2 separate regions of the Mus musculus genome follow, and region 1 is linked to region 2. Evidence: chromatin loops called from intact Hi-C (ENCODE). Cell type or tissue: gastrocnemius. All regions are shown on one strand.

What was found. Hi-C counts contacts between places; a loop is a spot of excess contacts. Peaks named below come from ENCODE experiments on the same cell type or tissue, not always from the same donor. Only the 100,000 strongest peaks of a DNase experiment are listed, where the experiment ranks them.
Region 1: it touches region 2 in a loop (2.8-fold over the local background); 12 of 42 quality-filtered maps call a loop at or near these places.

What each region holds. Positions count from the first base shown.
Region 1 is chr13:71,945,803-71,953,802 of GRCm38, reverse strand. No RefSeq gene overlaps it. Among named protein-coding and RNA genes, the nearest start is that of Irx1, 14 kb to the left of the region's middle. In gastrocnemius, a CTCF peak has its summit at 4,856; DNase peaks (open chromatin) are centred at 160, 1,614 and 3,733.
Region 2 is chr13:71,453,803-71,461,802 of GRCm38, reverse strand. No RefSeq gene overlaps it. Among named protein-coding and RNA genes, the nearest start is that of 1700112M02Rik, 30 kb to the left of the region's middle. In gastrocnemius, no CTCF peak of the experiment used is centred here; DNase peaks (open chromatin) are centred at 2,630, 3,215 and 3,849; H3K4me3 peaks cover 348 bases.

The DNA.
Region 1 (8,000 bases), 490 kb before region 2:
CCTGCCACCATGGTGGAGGGCTCTTGTGTACTCTAAAATCCTAAGGTTGCCTGAAGTGGGGCAGCAGAGAGGAGAGTCTGGAAGATGAGCCAAATTAGCTGGCCCATGCATGGATTTTCTGAATCTGGTCCTGCCACAAGGGACCCAAAGGGTAGGACCCTCCCCTCACAGGGCTCTGGAGTATTGGTATGAGGCTTGGTGTGGGAAGCCACTCTGCTGGCTGCTGTTGTCAGCCTGTGAAGAAAGAGCATTCACTGTCCTCTAGGCAGGGAGATGTCCTTGGCTAGGGTCGGTTAAGTCACTGCTGGTTTTCTGAAAACTTCCAGGCTATTTCTGATTTCTTTATCCGTTCTTCAGCTTCTTGGCTGTATTGGTTGGACAAGGGGAGGCTAAGGTTGGGCTGCACAGAGGACGGAGACGAGATAAAGTACTGAACTCATGACCTAAGGCCACCTTTCTTTCCCCACGCTGACCAGGCAGCTTCTGGACCCACAACCACAGAGACCAGCCCTGGATTGTGTACTGCAGCTTAAACCTCCCAGAGGGCTTTTATTTTGAATTCTAACTCCAAAATCATCTTTAATTTCTTTCCTTTCGTGCTCTCCTGGAATAGGGAAGAAAGCAGCCTGACTTCTTCTCTAGTTATTTTTCAGTTGGGAGAGATAGCTCTTTGTTGCTGTAGAAGGTCAGAAGATGGGAGAGGGTCTGTCTGCCGGAGTGCAGGAGCCTGGACTGACTTGGAGTCTGTCCTGCATCTCCCACAACCCCCCCCCGCACCCCGTCGTTGGTTTGTTTGTTTGTGGTTGTGCTTGCTACTGATGTTTAAGTGTGTGCTTAATTGCTGGTTCCTTGGAAAGCCTCAACAATGTCAGGAAAAGCTCAAAATGGGCTGTGAGATGGTGGGCAAGGGCGGTGAGAGAGGTGTGGGCTGCCCTGAATGTTAAAAAGATCTCACAATGAAGTGATTAACATTTTTATGAATAAAATTAATCACGCATTAGCTCAGCAGTGCGTACATCTGAAAGCCAAGTGTGCTTCTACAGCCCCTTGCTTGCACCCATGAACTTCGGGGGGCCTCCTGGTCCCACTGAAAGCACACAGCCTTCAGGGACTCTGGGATAACAGGAGATATTAAGTCAGTAATAGATGTCTAATTTTGAGGCACTGACAAAGAAAACAATTAAAAATCTACTCCCCGACCATTCAGGAATGTAACAAAAGCAGCCATCGTTTTGGGGATCACCATTTATTTAAGAAAATCTGAATGGGCATGCCATATGCATCAAATATGCACGTGTGCAAGGCTGAGAGCTGGGGCTACGAAGGGCCTCTGAAGGGGAAAGAGAGCCTGGAGGCTCAGTCTAGGCCCTGAGGTGGTGCCCTGGTTTCCCTGACCTGTATGGGTCCACTCTGCTGCTGGCAAACCAGGTGAGCTGAGAGGACTAACTAGACCCTCTCTGTCTTATTAAAAACCTCTGCTTGCTCCCAGATAATGAAATGAGATTTCTCCTCTCTAGCACTGTCTCCCCTTTTGCCTGCTTTCTAATCTCTGGCCACTGTGGTTTTGGGATTACTCCAGCAGGCTGTACAAAGGGAGTCGAAGCCATCTGAAGTGTCACTCCGCGGCTGCCATGAAGCAGCTGCCTTGCCATTTTGTTGATGCCCCCAGCTCATGTGTGCAGCAGAAGGTGAAATCAAAGCGGCCCGTCTTCCTCAGTTCTGCACATTATTTTTCACCGCTGTGGCGAATCTCTCCGAGCTCCGTGAACCAATAAAACAACGGCCCCTGTTTGAGTTGATATATTAATATTTACTGAGGATTTGCAAGGTCGGGGCTAAATGTCAGCAGATTGCTGGGGCAGTCCTGTGGGGAATAATTAAACACATCTCACAGCAGTTCAGCTTTCTAACATCTTTATTAATCTTTTTTTCCCCTTCCCTCCTGAAAGTGTACATTGAAATATTGCCTCTGCAACCTCAGAGAAGGCTCAGAATAAGTTTAATAATAAAACACTGTGTTGGCGGTGTTTGCTCCTGACAGTTTCCTGGGATCTTCCCTGGCAGATGTTTGTGAACAGGGAAGCTCTGATGTGTGAATTATCACCAAGCTGTTGGGATTCTCACCTGACTCACCGTCAGATTTATCCTGACCAATTTGCCAAGCATGATAATATTGTTTCTGTGATTTGATCCGTGGACCGGCGGCGTCTGCACAGCCAACTCAGCCTCGCAAGGTGACCAAGGGCTGCTGGCTCTCCGGGCTGCCTACTTTAACATGATTATAGTGTGCACTTTAGTACAAGTTTGACAATTCTCTTTAATAAGCTTCATAATTAGTGTTGGGATACCTCATTACAAGTCATTGCCTGTAGCACTGCTAGGCCAAACCCCTTCTGCAATCTGATTTATTTTTTATCAGGCAGCCTTAGCTGTCTGGAGTTTTTGTTTATATAATGGGGTCCTGCATTAAGCCCCCAGTGTAAAAACACCACCAGGAAACTAATTACTTCTGTGTGGATTCACCACAGATGTGTCCTGCTGATCAGAATGGTGTATTTTGACTTTGGTCTCCTGTGGTGACTTGTATAAAAGATGAGAGGCAGCAATACTGGCATGCTAACCTCCACTTAGTCTCAGCCTGGCAGAATTCAAAACAGGGGGCTATCGAGGAGGTCACATAGGTTAGTTCCAGTTTCTGGGGAACACTGCTCCTTCTTGCCCTCCAGATTTCTGCATTGTTGGTTTATATTTATGGGTATTCCTTTACAACTGCTAAGTGGAAGTGCCCTGTGAAGGGAGCAGTCAGGAGTTCAGATGGTTTCAGGCTGAAAGATCCTTTTGCAGCTAAGTGCACCCTCTTGGGATGACCTCTCACCTCCTTCCAAACTTGACATCATCACTTCTGCAAAGTAGGGTCTGTCCCAGCTGCCTGCCTTGGTGGATGCTCGGCCACAGGCTTGGGGAACTGTCCCTCGGTTGAGTGTGTTTCCATGTTGTTGGGCTCTGTGTGTACCCTCTGAGCTGTTCCCAAGGGGATCCTAAAACTCAGACTGTTCTAGACTCTTTTCTTAAGCTACCGGACAGATCTGATTGTGAATTACTCCCAGTCGGAACACTGCAGGATTTTTTTTTTTTTGGCTCTCTACCCCTGGATTAGAACTTCAACATGCTTGTTGAGTATTCAGCATAGAGACATAGTGGTGGACCAGGAACTCAGTGTTCTCAGGTGTTAGGATTTCTTTGTTGGTTCTTTTCTGCAGGAGAGATCCAGAGTGTCAGCAGCTCTTGCAGCCATGTCTGAAGCTACTGCTGGTTTCACTGCTCATAGCAGCTTTGGCTTGAGTCTGCATGTATAATCTCAGAGCAACTGGCAGACAGCACTGTATTCATGAAAACAAAACAAAACAAAAAAATGACGGCTGTAGCAATAATAGGAAAATAATCAGGTATGCTTAGCACCTGAGAGAGTCAGAGACCTATCTGTCTCTGAGGAAGTGTCAGACCTTTTGTACCGGTACCAAAAAGACTTAGGTGGTGGAACAGTCAGTTCTGAAGCATGGAGACCTTTTGAAGGGGGAAATCTGAAGAGGCCCTTGACTCACCAATAAAGAAGACATTGGGATTGCCAACAGATGAAGGCTACCTCAGCTCTCCAGCAGGAATCAGTGCCCAGCAGGAGAGGTGTGCTCTGCTGGACCTTGCCTGTCTGCAGTAAAGTGCAATGCTGGCTTCGTGCCTATGCACAGGAAGTCTAAGGTTCAAGAGAGCTACTCAAGTCGGGGGAGGGCAGAACCTAAGGAGTAGAGGTGAGAAGAAGGCTGGCCCTGGACTTTCTCCTCCTCCAGGTGAATTGTAATCTTCGTGCATCCTTCCCCAGGCACTTCTCATTGCCTCGGCTGCTGGAGAAGAGCTGTGGAACCTTCAGAGAAGCTCACCGCAGTGTACTTGCCTGCAGCCTCCTCCCCACTCCCTCTTTTGGCAGAATTGGGATGGATTCCAGGAATCTGCATCTTAGATAAGGTCATGTTGAGCGGCACAGCACAGCCACCCTGAGTCCAGAGATACAGATATACACTTCCTGGTGCACAATGAGTGAGCGTCGCTTTTCTGGGTTAATGGACACTTGAACTAGAACTGGAATGTTCCTAGCAAACCAGTCTTGACTGGTGAGACTACTAATTTGTGGTAGCCAGAGTAGGATTCTCCAAGCATGGTGCAATGCCTGTCTTCTAGATAGCCACCACATAGAGGCCATGAAAGTCACAGCAGGAATGTGGATAGATATATACAATCATTCAAAATGACAGATCTTTACAAATACTCTACTATGTCAACAGTCAAAAGAATCATTTTCAATGTCCCATAGAAAAAGAGGGGTTATAAACCTTTGCCTGGATCTCCAACTCATCCTGGGAGCTGGAAAGATTGCCAGTTGCACAGTGCAAGTGGTGTCAGCAGCTCCTCTGGGCTTTCTCATCCAGGGCTAGGTGCAAAAAGTTCTCCCTCCATTTGTAGTTCATTGGTTATCACATGCCTGCAGTTTATCTACACCTGTGCAGGACTGTCCTCCTCCTCTTCCTCCTCCTTCTCTCTCTTTCTGTCATCTCTGTCTCTCTGTCTGTCTCTCTGTCTCTTTTACTCTCTCTCTCTCACTATTCATTTATTCATATAGCTGCTAATGCCAAAGTAATGGCAGTTGTCTAAGACATTAGCTAAGGGCTGTATGAAGGAAAGCCTCCCACTAGATGCCATGTCCACTGAAGGCTGCTGATGGGACCTCAGTTACACAAGTCAGAAAAAGATTAGAAATATCAAGAGATGTGCAACAGAGAGCTGAGGGCTGGTGCAGGACAGAGTACTTCCCACAGGCAGGTGGCGTCTCAAGGATGATGTCCATTGCAGCCTAACACCTCCCTGCTCTCCTATCTTAGTTACCCACAGCTGGAAGTAATGAAAGAAATCTCCATCTCCCTCCCTCCCTCTCCCTCTCCCCTCTTCTTCTGCCTCCTCCTCTCTCCCTTTTCCTCCTCTTCCCCCTCCTCCCCTCTCCCCCCTGCCAGAGGTTGGCTGTCAGGTGCCTTCCTCTGTTGTTTTCCACCTTAATTTTGTGAGTTCTGAACATGGAGACCTCATTTCCTTTCCAGCTATACTGGCTAGCCTGCCAAGCCCATGAATACCCTGCCTCCACACCACCACCATTGGGACTGCAGATGAGCATTGCCGTGCCCAGATTTTATGTGGATGGTAGAGATCTGAACTCAGGTCTCTTTGTATGAACAAGCACTTTACCCATTTGGGTCACTTTCTCAGCACCAAAAGAATTTCTCAACCAAGTTTGAAACCAGCTTAATCCATGGGATAGAAGTTGATTCTTATTCCCTGGGACATATATCTTCTTCCTAAGAAGAGAAACTGGGGTCAGAAAAAAAGCTTTAGTAAAAATATGCCTCAATCTCTTTGATCAGCAAATAGCTGAAGTAAACAACAGAAAATTCTTGATAAGATATGCATATATAAATCACAGCACATGCCTTTGCTTTTTCCTAAACCCTCTTCTATTTTGAACCCCAAATATTTTCAGAAGTTTGAGGTATTCAAAGGCTATGCATTTGGGTACACCCATCCATTATTTTGAGGGGTTGAATCCAACACACATGTTTGTAATATATTTATAGTTATCAAAGTTCCCTGTTCATTTCAATGGCTTTTGATGTCCAAGCACTCCTTTGAGGCTCTTAAAAATCATCCTGCAAACCCCTTTTGCTTTTGACAGCTGAAGGGGACATTTTCTCAGGGTTGTGCTACCTTCCCATCCTGTGCACTGTGTAGTCTTTCAGTTCCTTTGACAATTAAGTTTTCAGTTATATGAAGTCTGTGAAATGTATGTTTACGTTGGAGAGTCAGGTGGTTCTCAGGGAAGACTGTCTGACTCCTCCCTTGTGTGGAGGGATGAAAAGGGATTGTCCGTCTGATGTCCCATCTTCCCTTCCTTGTGTCTTACTTCCTATCTTCAGAGGAGTTTCAATGTGGAAACCACAAATGAAAACTTCACTTGGGTGAGCTAAAGTCAATGCATAGATCTGTAGCATAGCTCACACAGCAACTGGGTGAAATCCTTCTCACGGCCCTAGACAAAGCTCACACAAAGCATGTCCCAAAGGCTCAGATGAGCCCAGATTCAGGCTAGTTCAGAGGTCATTGCTTGTTCATGTTGGCTGTAATTCTCAATACTTGCCATTCTTCTACTGGATGGTGAGAGACTGGCTTTTGGGGAACCATCTGGAAGCATACTCAGTATGGTATCTGAGAAGATGCACTTCTTCTGTTACCCAGAAATGGTCCTGAATTACTGTGCATTCCAGAATTTGTGTGGTTCACTATTCCCTTGATACCTTGGGATCGGTCTGGTCCAACTGGAAGTCAATTATTATTATTAGTTTTTAATTTGATTCCACTTCTTAAATCATTACTAGAGAGCACTATTTATTTTCTTAAGAATATTTTATGCTAAAACTGGATGGGCTGTCACATCACTGACAGCATTATTAAAGGCATTTTGCTGCTCTGTAAGATAGGATCCAGCAATTCACCATTTCCTCTTCCTTCTCATCAGGCCTCCTCCATCAGAGCATGGAACCTCTCCTGATAGTTCTTCTCCTCTCTTCCTGGATGGGTAAGGGCACACAGGAGAGTAGGTACCCTGAGGACTTTCCAGGGGCTCTATATGTCTCAGTAGGTGGTCTCACACAAAGGGATCAGCCAAGAGCTTAGAATCAAGTAGGCCAGGAGTCCACCTCCTGGGATTCTTGCTGTTCAGGAGCTACAGGGAAGGAGCCCAGGCATTGAGTCAGCAGATGCTGGTACAGAATTGGGCCATTAGTATTTTAATCCCTTCAAAGATTATTCATTAAAAATATACAAGGTCCTTCTTCTCAGTAGGCTAAGAAAACTGTAACCTACCAATGAAGGCTTGCTCATTTTCTTTTCCTTTGTACAGCAGAGAGAGGCTACACTTGGGTTCACTGTTATGTTTTCCATGGCCCACTATGGTACCTGCTGAGTTGCCCAACAATGAAAATGCCATGTGTCTTTGCATTCCCTTCCTCTCTCTGCTTAGTAGTTCTGCCTGTTATCATCATACCTTTAATGGCCCAAAAGTCAAACATGACTTGCACGCATGCGTGCTTATTATGGTTCTGCAAGTTCTATGCAATGGGGTTTCCTATCCTGCCGGAGTGGCATGCTGTGTCATGGCCAGAGTGGCATGCTGTGTCATGGCCAGAGTGGCATGCTGTGTCATGGCCAGAGTGGCATGCTGTGTCATGGCCAGAGTGGCATGCTGTGTCATGGCCAGAGTGGCATGCTGTGTCATGGCCAGAGTGGCATGCTGTGTCATGGCCAGAGTGGCATGCTGTGTCATGGCCAGAGTGGCATGCTGTGTCATGGCCAGATAGAGTGGCATGCTGTGTCATGGCCAGAGTGGCATGCTGTGTCATGGCCAGAGTGGCATGCTGTGTCATGGCCAGAGTGGCATGCTGTGTCATGGCCAGAGTGGCATGCTGTGTCATGGCCAGAGTGGCATGCTGTGTCATGGCCAGAGTGGCATGCTGTGTCATGGCCAGAGTGGCATGCTGTGTCATGGCCAGAGTGGCATGCTGTGTCATGGCCAGAATGGCATGCTGTGTCATGGCCAGAGTGGCATGCTGTGTCATGGCCAGATAGAGTGGCATGCTGTGTCATGGCCAGATAGAGTGGCATGCTATGTCATGGCCAGAGTGGCATGCTGTGTCATGGCCAGAGTGGCATGCTGTGTCATGGCCAGAGTGGCATGCTGTGTCATGGCCAGAGTGGCATGCTGTGTCATGGCCAGAGTGGCATGCTGTGTCATGGCCAGAGTGGCATGCTGTGTCATGGCCAGAGTGGCATGCTGTGTCATGGCCAGAGTGGCATGCTGTGTCATGGCCAGAGTGGCATGCTGTGTCATGGCCAGAGTGGCATGC
Region 2 (8,000 bases):
ATTTTCTGTACCAGCTTGGATGTGTGGGTGTGTATTTATTGGCACTTGAGAACTTGGCAGTGACTATAGCACTGAAGAAATATGAAGTCACCCTCTCCCAGAAGCCATTCCTTCCTAAAAGCTGCCGAGGGAGGAGAGCTGGGTCTTTTGATCTCCCCCCCATCTATGATGGACTTTTGACATTCCCAGTTCTGGACAGAGCTTGCTGAAGGAGCTGAGGACAGGAAGTCATGAGAGGAAATGCTATCTCCTCCACGTCCCTGTCTGGTTTCTCTGCCTCCTTGTTCTGCGCCTTGTGCTCCAGTCTAATTGCAAACTGTTTCTGCAAACTAGCTGTGAATATTTACAACACACAGGGAAATATTTGCAAACTTTTATGAATTATTCCTTTAGGAGCTGATCACTGCCAGCAACTGAAGGATGCATCTGGAGCTGCTAGTTCCCAGATAATCTCTAGCGAGTTATGGTGACTTCATCTTGTCTGTGCCATGGTGCCTAGCGCTGGGCTTTACCAAAGGGAACCATCAATAGAAATAGAGTCAGAAATTGTGTTTCTATGATTGTTTTATCTGTATTCCCCCCCTCTCTCTTTTTTTATTTAATTAGTATTCTTCTTATGAGATCAGGTAAAATATCTCACCACAACATTTCATACATTTGAAGGTAAATTCAGAAAAAGGAATGTTTAATCCTACTTCTTCCTTAGATATTGGCAGGATCCATTCTGAGATGCTAAGGGAATACCTGAATACTCAGTCTTCCTAAGGTAAAACAAACAAACAAACAAACAAACAAAAAACAAAACAAAAACAAAACAAAACAAAAAAACACGTAAGTATGAAAAGAGCAAACTAACAACAAAAAAAAAAAAAAAATGAAGACAAGTCAAAAGACTAATGCTTAGAAAACCCAGCCAAAGAGTACACATGGGGGCACCCATGGCTCCAGCTGGATACGTAGCAGAGGATTGCTTTATCAGGCATCACTGGGAGGGGATGCCCTTGGTCCTGTACAGGCTCTATGACCCAGGGTAGGGACATGCTAGGGTGCTGAGGTAGGAGTGGGTAGGCAGGTGGGGGAGCACCCTCATAGAAGCAGGGGGAGGGGGAGGAGATAGAGGTTTAGTGAATGGGAAACTGGGAAGGAGATAACATTTGAAATGTCAATAAATAACCAATAAAAAAATAAAATAAATAAATTAACAAAAAAAAAAAGAAAAGAAAAAAGGAAACCTAAAAATCGATTTCAACTCCCAAGAGAATCCATTCTAGATATACCCATGTTATTCTCAGTCACCGAAGAGTTCAAAGGGACAGAAATGTATTTAAACACTGGATTGAAAGAGGTGGAATTAGGAAAGTCTGGCAGGAAGATGCAAACCTATTTTTCATTCTCTGGGGCGTGCTTCCAGTGTCCACCCTGAACCAGCGGGTCGCTGGGGTTTTGCCTCTGCTGGCTTCTGGATGAAATGCAATTCCACGGTCACAGTGGGGTTAAAATAACAGTTCAACAGAGACACTTCTCAGATAATAAAACAAACCATTAGCTTGAGAAAAGAATGTCAGTATGATGTACGGAGTCCCCAGAGGATCAATGCTCCGTAGATTATGAGAAATATAAAGAAGGTTCTGTGGTGGGGCGCGGGGCTCTCAGTGTCAGTCCGTGGCTGGATATCAGGGTCATTTTCCTATGAAGGTGGACATGTAGGCAGAGAGCCCTTGGTCGGGCCATCAGAGCTCAGAAGCCCCTGTGAACACAGGGATCCTGGAGGCCATGCTTTCCCTCTGTAATCATCTCTCTGTTCGGAAACCAATGGACAAGATTACAGTAAGTAGAAGAAAGCAAGGGAACCAGGCGACCTAAAACATTACACTTTGCCATCGTCTTTGTCTTTGCTTTTACTTTGATATCTACATTTCCAAAACATCCAGGTGCTCTGGCGCACTTAGCAACCGTATTAGCAGTGTGCTGCTGTGCAGGTCTTTCTGGCACTACAACCTGGAAAACTCTGAAAATAAAAATTTGCAGTATGTTTACATGATCTCCATGAAAATCCCCCAGTGCTAAGACAGCTTCAAAGCACACCCCTTTAGTGCTGGGAAACTGTTACCCCTCAGTCTCAAGTACCAGTCTCAGTGGCTTCCAAACGTTCTCTTGGACTGCGTGCCCCCCCCCACACACACACACTCCCCCTCCCCCACCCATCCACCCCCCCACCTCATGACTTCCCTGTGGAAAGGCTGTTCTTAAATGGTGGGGTTTTTTTTTCCTTTCTTTCCTAACAATAAAGTTAATTTGAGGATCTGATAGAAGCATACGTTAAGAGTCTTTGCTTAAGTTCCCATTTCTATCACCACAAATGATTTTTCTGCTTTTGTTCCGTCCTCTCTAACGGTAATCCCCTCTGCCTGGTTATTTGAGACAAGAGTAGATAAAGCCTTCCTTCATTTTCTTAAGTGCTCTTATTCAAGTACCCGCTCTTCAAATGTGCTGAGTAATGGCGTCTGAATGGAGGGTCCAGGAGGAGCAGAGGTGGCCCACGGGCCAGCGGCCTCTTATGCGGGTATCAGCCACGCACCACTGACCACTTGCGTTAGGTGAACCTGGACTCTGCCCCTGCAGACTCCCAGCATCCTGGGAGTCCACTCTGGAGACCAGGGTGTGGCCCCAAAATGGCTTTCTAGCTTCTGAGCTGGCTTGCTAGGATGGAGACTTACAGTGGACCTTCTAAAGGGTTCTCACCATAGAGAACTCGCTTAGTCATTTTAAGTAGGGACTCAAAAAAACCCAGTCCCTCCCTCTCTGACCCGATGAAAAACAGGACGATCCCACATTCCCAGAGATCTTGAAGCAGCTCTTTTCCAAAGATGCAGCCTCTGGCTGTGTTTCCTCCACTTGCAAAAAGCAGCCGGCTTGTGAATGCGTGGCTGGGGAGCCACTGCTCTTGGAATCTACTGGAATGATCCTGCAGATGCAGCGCTGGGGAATTTGGACGGTATTTCACGGTTGAGGAAGGGCTCCCTCCTTCTCTGAGTTCTCGCTCAGGGCTTTGAGTTGAAGACTGCAGCTTACACTGTCAAAACGCATGCTGATTTGATCCCTTTCTTAAAGGCTGGATCCTTAGAAAGCCGGCTCTGTTCCATGATAAAGGCCTATTCAGCGTGGGGTCTGACCCTGCACGCAGGCGTCCGCAGGGCCGCAGTGGAGCGCTTGCACCCCCTACAGGCCGACATGCGCAAATGCGGCCCCGACGCGGGCGCTCCTCCTCCCTCTGCCTTCCTAGAGAATTTTTTGGGAGTATTTGCAGATGCCTGGCAGTCCCTGAAACAGAGCAGGTAAGTCTTGGTTGTTGGCTCTCCCAACAAGGCAGGATCCTGGCCTCTACTACCCTACAGCTAAGCTGTGCCCGGCTTGTAACCGGAAATCAGGTTCTCACAGTCAAGAAAGACAAAAAGGAGAAGCTGTTTCAAAGAAATGTGTGGTCTGTGTGGATGCTTGTAACAGAAACTTGCCAGCCTCTGAGCCCAAAGCCAGACGTGATGCTACCACACCAATCTGTTAGTGTTGAGCAAGCCAGGCTAAAGCAGGTGTGTGTGTGTGTGTGTGTGTGTGTGTGTGTGTGTGTGTAAAACACAGCTAAGTGTCCTGTCCCAAGAGGGAAGGTTCAAGCCAGTCTCAAACAAAGAGACACAGGAAGATATTTAAAAGTAGAACCAACTGATTTTCCACGTTCTGTTGGGCTTTGAAGCACATAATTCTGTGCACCTTTGTCACCCTTTAATCTAAGCTGGACCTGTGCCCCAATCAGAGCAATGCAGTAAGGCGAGATGGGCCTCTTGTGACCGTGCAGGGCAGACATGGGTGTTTCACTCCACACGTTCACACTTTCCCCTGCCCTTCAGGCCATGGGTGAAAATTGGCCTTTCCCTTACCTCCCTACAGGATAGCACTGGCCAAGAGTGCTTCTAACTGTGGAGACCTGCATTTGCACTGTAGAGGGGAGGAGCTGCTGCCCCACAGCTTCCTGTCTGTAGCAGGTAGTACTTACCAGAGGCCAGAGTGTGGCCCCAGGAGCACAGCATCCCATGTTGTGAGCCATTCAACATGGATTCTGGGTACCGAAGGACTTGCTTGTACAATAGCAGTAGACATGTTTAACTACTGAGCCATCTCTCTGGCCCCGCCTATACAGATTCATAGATGTGTGATTATAAAAGAAGTTCATGTGTTCCAAGAATGACTTGTAATAAAATGTGGTGTTTGTTCACAGATTCTGGACAACAATGAGAGAGAGAGAGAGAGAGAGAGAGAGAGAGAGAGAGAGAGAGAGAGAGAACTAGTGAGAGAGAGAGAACTATATGCAGAGGCCCCGACCAATTTGTACAGAAATTCGTGCAATTAAAGGTCTATAAAAAACAATGTATAAAACCCAATATAAAGCAAAAATATATTTTCCACAAACAAATTATGCCCCTAAAGAATGACGGCATTCAAAATGCAAAGAGCAGCTAAATAAAGTGTTTTATGGAAGCTGCAGGAGGTTTAATCATGCTCCTTAGTAGGCAGGGAACCCTATTTTTCATAGTTGTAAAAGTGACTTTCTATTTTAAACTCAGAGAAGTTCTTTAAAAAAAAAAGAAAGAAAGAAAGAAAGGAAGAAGGAAAGAAAAGAAGGAAGAAAAAAAATCCCCCAGGTTCTTGGACCTGCTGAAAGTCTGCAAAAATCCAAACAAACATTACATTTCCCTCACCATACACTCATTCTTTTGAGACAAACAATGCCTTTGTTATGATTTCTGTAGGTAAATACGTACCTGAGATGCAAAAGAGAAGAGGGTCTGCAAAGAAACCCAGGGTTCTGACTTCCTCTGTAGCTCTTGCAGGAAGAGTGTGTGCTGCCATGTATACATTGAGGCTATTCTAGATGCTATGATGAGAAAAGCCACCCATCTCAGATTCTGTCAGCAGTACAGGTTATCTGAGGGAGGTACGAAGGGTGTTTAAAGACACAGTTGCAGAATCAGACTCAGAGGCCATGACCACTTCAGTGTAAGTAAGGCAGAGGCAAGGACAGGCTCTGGATGCAGAGACTATTTGTTCAAGTTCAAGATTTTTCTTAAAAGTATCTCAACATTTTTTACACAGCTCATAGGAATAATTGCTACTTCATTTGGAGAGAATAGAGCATACTGGTCTCTTCCTCCTCTTCTTCAGCTAGAAGAGGGAAGCAAAAAGAGACACCTCCTCTCATTGGATATCATGACTAAGCCAAGAGGGAAACTGAGGAGACTACAAGACTTGACAAGGCTTCATCACATCACTCTTTACCCTCAGCAGAATAACAAAGAATGTCCGATTCAAAATAAGTCAGGGTCATAGCTAACTATAGCTCACAGGAAGTCTCAGTGCAGTATGGCAGCCAACAAGTGAAGAACAGGGCCTCACAGGTCTCAGGGAAATGTACCCCAAAGCAATGTCCCAAAGGCTGTGCCGCTACACAAATAAGCAGTGTTTCTGTCACATAACTTGGCTGAATATCTGCCCACAAACCCTCAGTTGTTACCCCAAAATGGTGTAACCATTTTGGAAAATATTAGTGGTGGGTAGAAGCTCATAGAACCTAATTATCCCATTCAAGGTCTCACAGTTCGTGCCCCTGCTCTATGTAAACCTGTGTTCAGAACAGAGTTCTGCAGCATCAGTAACAGCCTAAAGCTAGTAGCACGACCCTCACCAATCATAGAATAAGTGCAAATGCTATTTGGTGTTTTCATCCTTGGAGTTTTATGTGACAGTGTAAACAAATTACATATGCTGTGTGAAATAATCCTAAATGAATTGCAGAAAGGATCCAGAAATGAAAGTCCTGAATTCTGACAAAGACCCCTGTGAGCACGTGTGAGATTGTAAGTCAGGAAAAAAATGACTGCTAGCTGAGTCCATCAGGTCCTGGTGCGCAAAGGAAGCTTTTGGAGTCCAGCATCTCCTGGTAATGAGGAAAGCCTTGTTCTGAGCATCGATGTGGGTGAAAAAGGTATATGTACTTCATTCACAATTTCATAAAGTGTTCTCTCGGGAAGGGATTCCACGACCCCATCCAGCCTACAGGGTTTTTCATGGTAGCTCGCCAGTGTTCTTATCCACAGGATCCAGAGAACAAAATCTCTTCATCAGAAAATGTTGGGATAATCCTGCCCAACTCTGAGCATGGGATCTCGTGATCGTTCTCCCAAAATCCAAACTGGGGACAAGGCACAGAATGTTCTCCACGGCGAGTCTCAGCTTCTGAAGTCAGATTCCAGAAGAGGCCAGAACTGTCCTGTGCACAGGGACCATCCTGCTATAGAGTGCTGGGAAGTCCTTCCCTTGTGTTCATGGAGAACCAGTCATTGGCATTACAGCCTGTGGTCATCGTGGATGCTGATGGAGAGTGATTGACAGGCAGGGTAACACTTAGGGTCCTGCCTCTTAGGTAGATACTGACCTGATTGTGGGTCCTTTCATTTATGCCTCAAAAGAAAAGGCAAAAAAATAAAAATAAAAAATAAAGGCTTTGGCCAATAACTGAGAAGACCCTTCACCACTCAACAATGCCACTGGTGCTTTAAGTCAGTCTTTGTCTTCTCCTTGCACAAGGAGAAGAGAGGCTGAAAGTGTCTGGTGTGTTTCTGATCATATCACCCCCTTGTTGCAGTCCTGATAGTAATTACAGGGTTGGGGGGACCTTAGACTTCACCAGGGGCAGGGCATCCTTTGAAGAGCTCATCACACAGACCAAATCCCTTCATAGCTGTGTTTTCTAAGAGATCCTAAGCCCCATTTGCCCAGAGTTAGCATTTTTCGGAGCTCTGTAAGTGAACACTAATAGACACTTATTATTTAAATTGTGTGTAACAGGCCTGTTCAGACTGATCACCTCCTGAGTCAGTCAAGTAATGATTTTGATTCTTTTTATTGAATTGACATGTTTTTGGCAGGATCCAATAAGCTTCTTAACTGACATGTCAGGATGTCCTGGTCTGTGCCAGGCAATTTGCTATGGATTTCATCTCCTCTCTCTCTCTCTCTCTCTCATTAAGTTTTAGTGAATGGGTTGAAGGAAAGGAGGTGGTATTTTTACTCACTGGCCACTGTACAGGTTAGGATTGTGTTAGCATGACTATAACAGGGGTAAGACTAAATTAAGGTGTGACCATAACAGGGGTTTTTCCTCCTTCCAACCGGAGAAGACTGGAGGCTGTTAGTCCAAGACTCTTCTCCTCTCTTATTCAGTAACTGACCTGTTCTCCGCCCCAAGGAGTCTTTATCATGAACAAGGATTCCGGACTCCCACCAGGGCGTTCCCACAGTCCACTGGTTTCCCGTTGGTTTGTGAGGGGTCGTGGGAAATGTCTTTGCTATTGGAATCCTTGTTAGGATCTGAAGGAAAGCTAAAATGAATGAGGAAAATGGGGACACGGTTCCATGTCACGAGTCTGTCATGTGGATACAATCATTTTCATAAACACCATGAACACAGATGCCACGGGACTAAATGATGGTGGATTGTGATGTATGAGGATTATGACGTTGAACACGTGCTCAGGAGTGCTCATCCCTGCACATGTGCAAATCTGTCAATGGCAAGCCCCTTCTCAGAAGTGACTCCTCTCCTAAGGACTTCCCTATGATCCAAAAGCAGACAAGGAGAGCGTTCTAATTACATATCTAGTTAATGAGTTCTCAGTGAGTGCTAAAAGTGAACTTGGACGTGAAATATCCTTGTAGAAGCAAAGGGTAATAGAATGAGACAAGTCAGGAGGGTAGGGAGAAGTGACTGATGGGTACCTGAAAGCCTCCATGCTGTAGAGGAAGGGTGGTGCCTTCTAAGCATGCTTAGAGTCAAGTCGGCTTTCTCTCTTCTGGATCCACTTGTACTTGGTCTTAGCCATTTGTCCTAGCTCTTCCAGGAGCATAGAAGAGACACTATCAGGTAAATAATAACTCATTTTTGTTCTAAC